2 separate regions of the Homo sapiens genome follow, and region 1 is linked to region 2. The links are chromatin contacts, found by Hi-C or POLR2A ChIA-PET in ENCODE. All regions are on one chromosome and are shown on one strand. Each heading gives the region's core, a stretch centred on a gene start or an enhancer-like site at or near the end of the contact. The rest is flanking DNA. Distances are from core to core; before and after follow the strand shown.

Region 1 (5,350 bases), core at 628-3,127, 170 kb before region 2:
TCACACTCCCAACCACCAACAGCTGGGCAGCACACGCCATAGGTACCTCCTCTGGAGGACGATGATGAGAAGGGTCCTTAGGAGGCACTGGATGGACTGTGCCTTTTCCTTTACTCTCAGTTCTCTTTTTATTAATTAAAGACCTCTGAAGGAAGAAAATAAGTCAGCCCAGTTCCACTGCAAGTTCTAACAGCATTGGTTTTTGGAAAATGTTTCCTAAGATATTTTTATATTTAATGTGAGAGAGGCTTCCCTCTCATGATGCCAGTCCATTCTACATTACTGTGTTCTACATTGACATGCCACTGATCCCATATGCCTTCTCAGTAGCAATTCTTCCTTACCCTATAGAGCGTACTAAACATTCTCAAGCCCTTGTTAAACATACTACTTAGCTATTCTCCAAGTTATATTTAAAAATGGGTGACATTGCTCATGGATGTGCAGATTGGCATCATAATCAATACACACACAAAATACAAAAGGTGTGGTAAGAGCTAGGCTCAAGCTGATCAGTGCAGCCAATAGATATCGAGGCCTATCACGTAATCAGGCACATTAATAAGTCACGATTCATTTTCTTTTTAGCAGGGAGGACATGCTATACATCTAATCAGTATATTTTTAATAAAGGAATAGCCCACTTGTAATAAATACATACATACATTCCAAATAGCTTGTGTGATTTTCCAAATTGAGCAAAAAATGTGGTCAAACTGGTTTAGGGTACAAGTTTAAATTCCAAAAGGCATTTTTGCATTTCTGCTAACTAGAGTAGGAAGAGGAGGAAAACCATCCAACAGCACCATTACTATCTCTGCATCACACCTGCCTTTGAAAGATCAGAACTGAAAAGGCAGACTGGCTGGTGCTGCCCATCAGAAGCCTTAATTCTTTTCACCCTCTGGATGAGACCTGCAGAATCAACAATCAAAAAAGTTCTTCCGCTGATAATTATTCTAGGATGATTTGGAATATTTCTCATGCTCTTTAAAAAAAAAAAAGCTGGCACATCTCAAATTTCACCCACACCCACCTCTATTTGGAGTTTTCAGGCCATTGGGGAAACCTACCGTCACCGCCAATCCTGACCTGTAAACTGCAAGTCAGGAGGAATCCAATAGGATGGCAGAAACAGTCTTGACATCTCACTTCAGAAGACAATGTCAGTGCACTGCTTGCCAGATGACATCCTATGCTGTGTTCCTCGGAGCTGCAAATACTTCTTCCGGGTGGGGAGCAGGCCCCTGGGACACCGAAACTGGCTCACATCCACAGGCAATATAGTAATTAATGGTGTCTTTCAGGGCAAGCGCAGTAAAAAAATAATTGCTCTCAAATTTTTACTGCTAATAAATGATTGGTACAGTCAATATTTGTGTTGTTGGGAGTGGATGTGTGGCTCTATGTGTTAGAGGATGAGGAGGAAAGTCTTTTGGATGCAAATATCCAAACCAGTCTATCAGCTCAGTTAATAACTCTGACCTGCCAGACCACAAGTGCTGAATATGTTGACTTTAAATGTCTACAGGGAACATATGTCATGGATCAGAGAACACACTGATTAGTCCAACAGAGACCAAAGTCTGTCACTTTGGTCATGGTGCAAAGATGTGCCAAACAGGGTCACTAAAGAGAGTAAATAAATGGGAGAAAAATACCAAAGCAAAGTTGGTTTTAGAGAGAGGCTGAGCTGCCAACTACCTGGCTAAATGCTATTTGATTAGGTAAAATATATTTCCTGCCCCAGCACACCTGCCCACTGTGTTAAAACATCGCTTCCCCTTTCTTAAAATAACTACCAGCTTGCTGATGCCAAGTAACTCTCACTCATGTCGTAATCATTTACTATCATATGATAGGTCATCAGCTTTCTGCCTATTGAATCCCGCAGATGCTCTAGCTTCTCATCACACACACACACACACACACAGCCTTATAAACAGAGATTTAAAGATGACTGTGCTCAGGGTGTTTACTGGGAAGTCAGTTCTCCTAAGGAACAGGAATCCCTTGCTGGTATGAACTGTGAACACAGAGAAAATTGTGAGGGCCAAACAGAATCGAATCTTTACTAATGTGGGTAAGCAATAACCTGCTATGTCTTTATGGGCTAGTTAGCTCAGCTATGGGCTAATTAGCTCAGCTGGTTAGACGATGGATATAGCTCGGGCCACAGCAATAAGTCTGATTCCCATGTGAAGAGGACAAATGACCTCCTGGCTACAGACTGACTCCTTTATCTCCAGCCATCATTCCACAGATAGACGCTCTCAGGGTGGAATGTGGGGCTACACGACTCAAAGGCACTGTCAAGGTGGTAGGTTAGTAGCACGGTCTCAAATAGGGGTGGGGTCACTAAAGAGAGTAAATAAATGGATTTAGACTTGAGCCACAAAACACACGGCTTTTCTCTACCACCAACATGATAATTATTTGTTATCTTCTCCAAGAAATCACAAAATAGCTGCCACAGAGAGTTCTCCAAAACTGGTATAGGAATATACTTTTTAACTTTGCAAAGGTAATTCCATTTAAATTTGCTTCTCTCTATGATTTCACTGAAGGCAGAAACGCATGCTGGGACCTCTACTTTCACAGGGAACAAGATGTATGGCCAAGTCAGTCCTGGCTGGGCCAGGCTTCCAGGATCATCTCATCCACCATCCTAACTGGTGGTATTATTCAGGCATTCACTGAAAACTTGGATTTTTAAAGCATATGCATCTCCTTTCAGATCTTTTTGTGGGGGACCAGATTTTACTTGGTTTTAAGTTGTGAGTTACTCTGATGCTGTCTCTCAAACCATGCTAACACTTCGCTCAGTGGTTACAGTTGAATAATATTTTAAGATATTCATGAGGCAACGACTAGTGCCAATTCTCTAACGGTCCATATATCTGTGTGTGTGTGTGTGTGTGTGTGTGTGTGTGTGTTTTAAGTCCATGCAGTTGTCTTTAACTTGTTCTTCTGCATAATTTATTGGGCAGCTGTCAAACACACATGTTCTCCTGTCTCACAGCTGACATTTGTACAGTGATAAATGACATAGGAAATGGACTACAAGCAAACTGACACTCTGCCATTGAATACAAGGAAGAAATGGAGTATGGGGGCAAGAGAAACAGGTTGGAGAAAGTATGCCACTTTCCCTTTCCAGCAGTCAGGCTAGAAAGAACTTGCTGTTGGCCAGGTGTGGTAGCTCATGCCTGTAATCCCAGCACTTTGGGAGGCCAAGGCAGGCAGATCATGAGGTCAAGAGATCAAGACCATCCTGGCCAACATGGTGAAACCCTGTCTCTACTAAAAACACAAAAATTAGCTGGGTGTGATGGTGTGCACCTGTAGTCCCAGCTACTTGGGAGGCTGAGGCAGAAGAATCACTTGAAGCCGGGAGGCGGAGGTTGCAGTGAGCCGAGATCTAGCCACTGCACTCTAGCCTAGAGACAGAGTGAGACTTCGTCTCAAAAAAAAAAAAAAAAAAACAAAAAAAAAAAACAAAGAAAGAAGAAAGAATTCGCTGTTAATTCCTGAACAGTCCACAGAAATGGCCTTACTTTCCAGAGACACTTGCTTTACTCAATGGCTGTTTTGCTTTCTTTAAAAAAGGTACAATAATTTCAATATATAGATATATGAAGTATTTTCTTCATGCTTTAAGTATATATACATTTATATATAATTATATATAATCAAGAATGATTTTGTAGAATTAGCAACGTTGATATTGTAATGCAAAACACAGTTTGAAAAACTCTTAAATTTCTCCAAAGAGAACGCTTAATTCCTGTAAGTGGGCCAAATACCGCAATTCTGAAAACCTCACACACACAGACAATTGATCTCCGTGTTAAGCCACAAAGCATTGTTACTAAGCTCACATATTCATTCTTTTTGATCTCTTTCCATTTCCTGCATTGTATTCAGTGCCTCTTATCCTTGTCCAACATCAACAGGTCATTGCAGAGGGGTCAGTGTTGGCCAATATAAATAACCATTATAAAAACCTCTAGCATGTTTTAAATCAACAACCAAAGTGGCCTACACTGTTTAAAGTATAAATTCCAAATATTTTCACGACAGAGAGTAGGCCAGGCCTGTGAAAAGTACAGGTAAAAATTATAGTTAAACAGATCACAGCAAGCTATTCCAGCACAAGATTCCTCATTTTAAGACCAGCTTAAAAACAAACATAGATGATGGTATCCCCTGGGCAGGAGAGGAGGCCTGGGATTCCTACCCCTGGCACATATGTTTCACAAGAGTTTCCCACACATGGCAGAAATAACCACCATCTATACAAACCCAGAGAGTCTCTGAGAAGCCTACAAGAGCCAGAGAACCAGAGAGTGTAGAGAAACTTGGAGTAGGGAGAGGAAGGGGCCTAGCACTTGGAGCCACCTCTTTCTTTTCCCTCACCAAAACCCATCAGCAATGACACCTCAACCCCCTCCTGAGCAGGGTGAGGCCCTGCAACATCAATGTGTCTCCAGACCACTCTCCTTTGGAAGAGGTAATGAAAAAGGGGCTGATTTGAGTCGTCCAAGAGTTCCTGATACCTGACTTTGGGAAGGACGACACGTAACCTATCCTGACTCTGGATTTACTTGTTTGCTTTGCCTGGGTTGTTATTGGAATTAATCTGCATCATCTAAGAATACAGTCATTGAACTGGGTGGGGTGGTATCTATAAATGCTAAGAGTGACAGGACCAAGGAGGCCAAGAATAATATTGACCATTAATCCACATTTACTGCTATGGAAAGATGGCCAGAATATGGTACTGATTGAGAATAAGGAGGTTCTCAAAAAAGCTTGAAAAGTGTGGCATTATTTTACAAGTAACTAAATAGATTTTTTAAAAGCATGAACAAATACTACAAAACATCCAAAGGATATATACTCAAATATCATCTCTATGTATTAGGATTTTACCCATTTTAAAGTTTCTTCATTTTTTTTTTTTTAATTGCGATCTTGGTTGGACTGACTTATCATCTGTAAGAAATGTCTTGATTTTCTACACTATCTTGACTAATTTCTCCTGGAGTTCCATTCAATTATGCCCCTCTTATTTCAGACTATTTGTTTATGAGTACAATATTTCCTGGAGTATTGAACCCTTATCATTTGAAAGTTACCCTCCCAGTTTTCACAGTAAGTTTTTATTATCAGGAAAAGAAGCTGCTTTCATGTTGGAAAAAGAATCACCATGAGTAATGACCAGAGTATTTTCAGATCAACATCATCATCATCCATTTACTTTAAGTACCATTTGTTATTTCATTTAATCCTTACAATGACTTTACAAGGTAAGAACTCTTGCCAACAATATTATTTTCAGTTTGTA
Region 2 (5,231 bases), core at 1,110-3,609:
GTCACGACTTGGGAGGGAGGCCAAGAATGCTGCTAAACATCCTACAATGCACAGCACAGTACCTCCCCTCCCAACTAAGAGTTATGGGGCCCAAAATGCCAATATGCCCCAAAACTGAGAACTCTGAGGTAGAATCTGAGTCCGGCTCTGCTCCCTGAGTCACTACTTAATTTTGGACAAGTTATATAACTTCTCTGAGTCTGTTCCCTCATCTCAAAGGACAACATAGGTAATGCATGTAAAGTACTTCCTATTGTTGGTGGCACTTAATAAACACTCAATAAATGGTCCTTGTGGTTGCACTGAGGAGCAACATGATAGTTTATAGAACGTGGGCTGGAAAGATGGGCACGCAAAGGTTCAACATGCAGCTTTGCACCCAAAAGCTGTGACCCAGGCATGAAACTGCCCCTTAATGAGCCTCAGTTTTTTCATCTACTAAGTGGGAAGGGTCACACCAACCTCACTTGATTAAAAAGGAAATGACTGGGAAGAATGCAGCACCCAGCCTGGAGCAAAGTAAACCCTCGCTCAAGGGGACCGCTCAGGTGGAGATGTTAAAAATAATTCTAGGTAACACTTGTTGAGCATTTATTTACTCTCTGCCAGGCACAGTACGAGGCCCTTCTACTAAACTCTCTCCCTGAAGCCTGACAAAAACCTTTCGCACTGAGGGAAACTGAGGGATCTGGGAATTAAGCCAGAAGCTCACCCAGCTGGTCAGCAAAAAGCCCAGATTTGAAAACAGTTTTAACTCCAGAGGACTCACACTTAATTATTACTTTATACTTGTTGGGGGCAGAGTGCTCCTTTAATTCTTTCTGAAATCCCTGGATGAATACCTCAGGGGTGCCTGGCTGTGTTTTTACTCTGTATACCACGTCTCTAGGGACCATAGTTTCCAACTTTAGAGAGGTTAAGCAGCTTGCTCAAGGTCAGCCAGCTAGTTGGCTGCAAAGCCCACGCTTGCATCCAGCTTTTACCCCAGAGGCCTCTCTTCTGATATCCTTCTTAACTTAATCTACACTGGCTGTGGGTTCCCTTTATTTTTTTTTCTGGAATCCTAGAGGATGCACGGATACAATTCACCCAATGTGTCCATCTCTCCTCTCCTAAGTGTCAGTCTATAGGTTTCTGACCTCTAGAGGGTAAGCAACTTGCCCGAGATCCCCTAGCTGGTCTGAGCAGCAAAGCCTTTGAACGCAGTTTTGACTCTGGAGCTGCATTCTTCATTCTTATCCTACACTTGCTTGTGAATTCTTTTTCGTCCTTCCAGAATCCCTGAAGCTGTACAGCTATACTTTACCGGTTACGTCTAGACTATAAAGGACCACAGTGTTCCACCTCAGGCAGGTTCAGCGACCTGCAAGTAGTGATACAGCTGGTAAGCAGTGGAAGAAGAGGGAGGAAGCAAGGATGTTCCCGGGAAGCTCGGGGCATCCCTGTACCCAAAGGGATGGGGCGGGGCCCTGGGTCCCCAGGGATCCTGGCTGGAGGTCGGGGCGGGCAGCAGGCGCCTACCTTGCCGCCGGGCGGCGCGGCCACGCAGCGGCTGAGCGAGTCGAGGCGCGCGCTGTATTCGGTGAATTTCTTCTGGTAGCGCAGCGCGGTCATCTGCAGCTCAAGCTGCGCCGCGGCCAGCTGGGCCACCAGCGACTTCTCGCGCTTCCCAGCGCGCAGCGCCTCCTTCTTGAGCGCCTTGTGCAGCGCGCCCAGGCGGGCCTGGAGCGCGCCGTTGTGCGCCCGCAGCGCTCGCGCGCAGCAGTGGCCGCCCGCGCGCTGCTCGCCGTGCGTCAAGGGTAGCCCGCAGCCCTCCTGGCAGCGGCCCACTGGCCGCGCGTCGCAGGCGTCGCGCATGTGCGCCTCCACGTCGCGCCGCAGCAGCACCTGGCCGCAACCCGCGTGGCGACAGCGCGCGGGCGCGAAGTCGCAGCGCTCGAGGTGCTCCGGCAGCTGCTGCAGCTTGACCACCCGGCCGCAGCCGCGCGTCGCGTACGCGCACTTGATGTCCAGCTTGAGGATAAGGCGCTTGAGCGGCAGGACGTGGTTGAGCTCTTTGGCCGACAGGCGACCGCGGCAGCGCGCCGGGCAGCTGCCCTCCTGCACCACCCAGGGCAGCACGCAGCCGGCGCAGAAGACGTGGCCGCACGGCGTGGTCAGCGGGTCCTCCAGGACCTTGTGGCACAGCGCGCACTTCAGGTCCGGGTCCACGTCGCCGTCGAAGCGGTCCAGCTCGAAGCCCATGGTGGCGGCCAGGCCCCGGGGTCGCCGCCGGGCGGCCGGGCGCCCCCTCCCTCCCCACGAGGCGGCCCAGACAGGCCGGCTACGCCGCCCGCGCGCTCGCTGGCTCTCCCCGGACTGAGCCTAATTGATCCAGACTTCCTCGGAAAATGCCCGAGGAACAGGACTCCTCCGGCCGTATTTGCGCGAGCGCGAGCGCACATACATCGTGCCTTGGATGCCTCCCGCCAGCCCCCCGAAAAAGGGAGGAGGCTGGAAGGCAGAAGCGCGTGGGAGGACACTGAGGCTCGCCAGAAGGGACGGGCCAGCCCAGGACGCCAGCCTGAATCTTCTCGGGAAACTCCTTTCTGTTCTCTTACAGTCTACGCTATAGGAGACAAAACGCCAGCCGAGAAAAGCTCGCTGAGTTTGGAGCTGAGGCTACTGCTTTCTCCCAAGGGTTCTCTTCGAGCCCCTTCCCGAACGGATCAAAACTTTTTTACTCCCTTCTCCCTCCCCCTTCCTCTAGTGGCTGATTGCAGAGGACTAAAAATATCTTGGGGCCCGCTATCTCAGCACTTACGGTCTTTATTTATTTATTTCATTCCAGGGAAAGTTACAGAGCCTGCGGGAAGCTCCGGCTGCAACTTCAGTTCTGACCAGAGGTTCTGTGAACCTTCAGGATTTAGCAGGTTTCCAGGACCGGTGGGTGAATCTACCCGGGGAAGTTTTGGTGGACAAGAGCTGCTCGCCAGCTGTCGGAGTGGGAGAGGCCAGCGTGCTGGCTCCATCCACTTCACCTAACACCTCTGAAGTGTCTGCCCTGCAGTGTGGCAAGCGTGGTGCTGAGCGCTTCTAAATCCGTCGCTTTAAAGATCATTAGTACAATGTTGTGAGAGGGTTAGCTCCATTTGAAAATTATTTTCCCGTGATTACAAAAGAAGCGATGCTGACTGCAGAAGTTAGAACTGGGAGAAGACTCATCACCCCCATGATCATGTCAACAACTGCCCTCCTTCAGTTTTGGTTTGTTTTGTGTGTACACTCTGTCATCTTTCCATTGAGGAAACTCAGGCTAGAAGAAGGATAAAAACAAAACAGAAAACAAAACAAAACAAAAGTGCCCTGTAGGGTCCTGTAGGTCAGTGTTTCTCACATTTTAATGTGGTTGCGGTTCTGATACAGTGGGTCTGGGGCGGGTTCTGAGAATCTCCATACTGAAAGCACTTCCAAGTGATGCCAATGCTGCTAGTCCATGCTGGTCCTTGGATTCCCACTTGATTGGAAAACCCTGGCGATCCATAGATCTGGACATTCATTCCCTGCAGTACAGCAAACCTGGCTGGGTAGGATTCAGCAACAGTCCTGAGCAATGGAGGAATATTTTTGGAATTCCAAACTGGGTGTAAAGTTCATAGCATCATCCATTGATTTTATTTTATTTTATTTTTACCTCCCAAGGCTATAGACATTCCTAAGAAACACGCAGTCAGCTTTTGGTGAGAGTGGAATCAAGCTATGGAATTCTCATTTGGAATCTGCTTCCAGTTTCTGAACAGTGAAGCGGGAGAGTTCTGAACAGTAAAGCAGGAGCTCTGTATTCAGCGAGACTCTGGGGCCTGGAAAGTGGGATTACAGCATCCATTTTGTCTAATTGCTTTCCTTCTTTCTTTTATGTGGCTGCTAAAGCCCCATGACCTTCACTATTTAACTGCTTCATCAGAGTGAAAGAATTGCCTTGATGTTCATAAGGATTACTTGTTTCACACTGACCTTTAAAAAGTTGTCACTCACTAGATTTTTCAGTGCATGGTTGAGGTCACTGGACAGTGTTCTTTAATCAGTTTTGGTGGCATTTGTTGCCTATTTGAGGTGGAGACTTTCTTTTAATTGCTTTAATCAATTAATGCATTGCTTTGATAGGATTCTGCATGGGGTGGAATATTATTGGCCTTTGTTCAGATAAGCTTGTGCCAGGGAATCCTCCATCAGTATATTCATTAAACTGCTCATGGGCTCTCAGATAATGGGTAGGAAACAAATTCTTTCACCAAAGGTGTGTGGGCTTGTCAGTTTCACAGAATGAGCTAGTGTCAACAGGGTGATAATCTTCAAACCAAACTGGTTTTGAGAAACAGAGAAGTTCTGTCCTACACCATAAATGTAAATTAGTGCTTACTTGGGGTGTACACTTTTTTGGAGATGTTCTACCACCCCTCGGGTGGTCTCCCAGATGGCAGATTGAGAGGTTGTTGCTGAAATGCTACAGCTGAGGCCACAGAGAAGCCATAGCCTACTGTGGATTGGCCTCTTTAGGCAAAAGGAAAGTCTGTGCCACTCCTCAATGGTTAATTTTAGTATCAAAATTCTTGGAGGTTAGAAAAAAAATCCTACAATGTCAGAGCTGGCAAGACTATTATTTCAGTCACCAAACTTAACAGGAGAAACGAGAGCCAAAAATATTAGGAAAAAGGAGTTGAGGGCAGAGTTACTCAACCTTGGTACTACTGACATTTTCATTCAAATAATTATTTGTTGTGGTGTGTGTGGGGGTGGGGGGTTGGTTATCGTCTGCATTGCAGGATATTTAGGAGCATCTCTGGCCACTATCCAATAGACATAGTAACAACCCCTTGTTGTGACAACCAGGTTGAGAACCACAGTTTTAAGGAAGCTTTCTGCTCATTACTGAAGTCAGGCAATGCTGTCAGCCCACATTTTCTGCTGGCTGTGGAACCACCTGGTGAATGCTGCACAGTGAGAGAGGGATGTTATTATAAATCGAAAACTCAAGGCACCATACCAATAAACATGAATAAAAACTGTAGGAAGATGAATGTTTGGTGTGGCAGGCCTCCTGAGAAAAGTAGCTGATTTTTCTGACATGGATTAGATACTTACTCAACCGTCCCAGAAACATCTGAGTGTTTATATATGGATGAATTCCTTGTGGACAGCTGGATTGGTCACTTTGCAAATTATTTTTGCGACTTCCACTACCTCTTGCTCTT

The links. Hi-C counts contacts between places; a loop is a spot of excess contacts on that map. ChIA-PET counts read pairs that join two places held with the same protein, here RNA polymerase II (POLR2A). Pooled maps may share reads with other maps.
Region 1: a loop to region 2 is called in a pooled map of right cardiac atrium, with 2.9 times the contacts of the local background. The contact joins the enhancer-like site here to the promoter of PDZRN3 in region 2. A Hi-C loop is called at or near these places in 1 of 168 maps with a recorded cell type or tissue (IMR-90) and 9 of 50 pooled maps. POLR2A ChIA-PET finds 5 or more read pairs at or near these places in 1 of 52 experiments (AG04450).

Annotation. Positions count from the first base shown.
Region 1 is chr3:73,449,939-73,455,288 of GRCh38, forward strand. All of the region lies in intron 3 of PDZRN3 (PDZ domain containing ring finger 3), which reads right to left. Among named protein-coding and RNA genes, the nearest start is that of PDZRN3-AS1, 170 kb to the right of the region's middle. Within about 2 kb of position 1,878, at least 4 of the 41 ENCODE cell types and tissues checked have a DNase peak (open chromatin) inside an H3K27ac peak, as active enhancers do.
Region 2 is chr3:73,622,582-73,627,812 of GRCh38, forward strand. It overlaps PDZRN3 (PDZ domain containing ring finger 3), which reads right to left and starts at 2,360. Exons shown (of 10, transcript NM_015009.3): 1 at 1,522-2,360. The coding sequence starts at 2,244. PDZRN3-AS1 (PDZRN3 antisense RNA 1) reads left to right here and starts at 987. Exons shown (of 2, transcript NR_046681.1): 1 at 987-1,384; 2 at 2,831-5,231. RefSeq lists an enhancer at 1-293.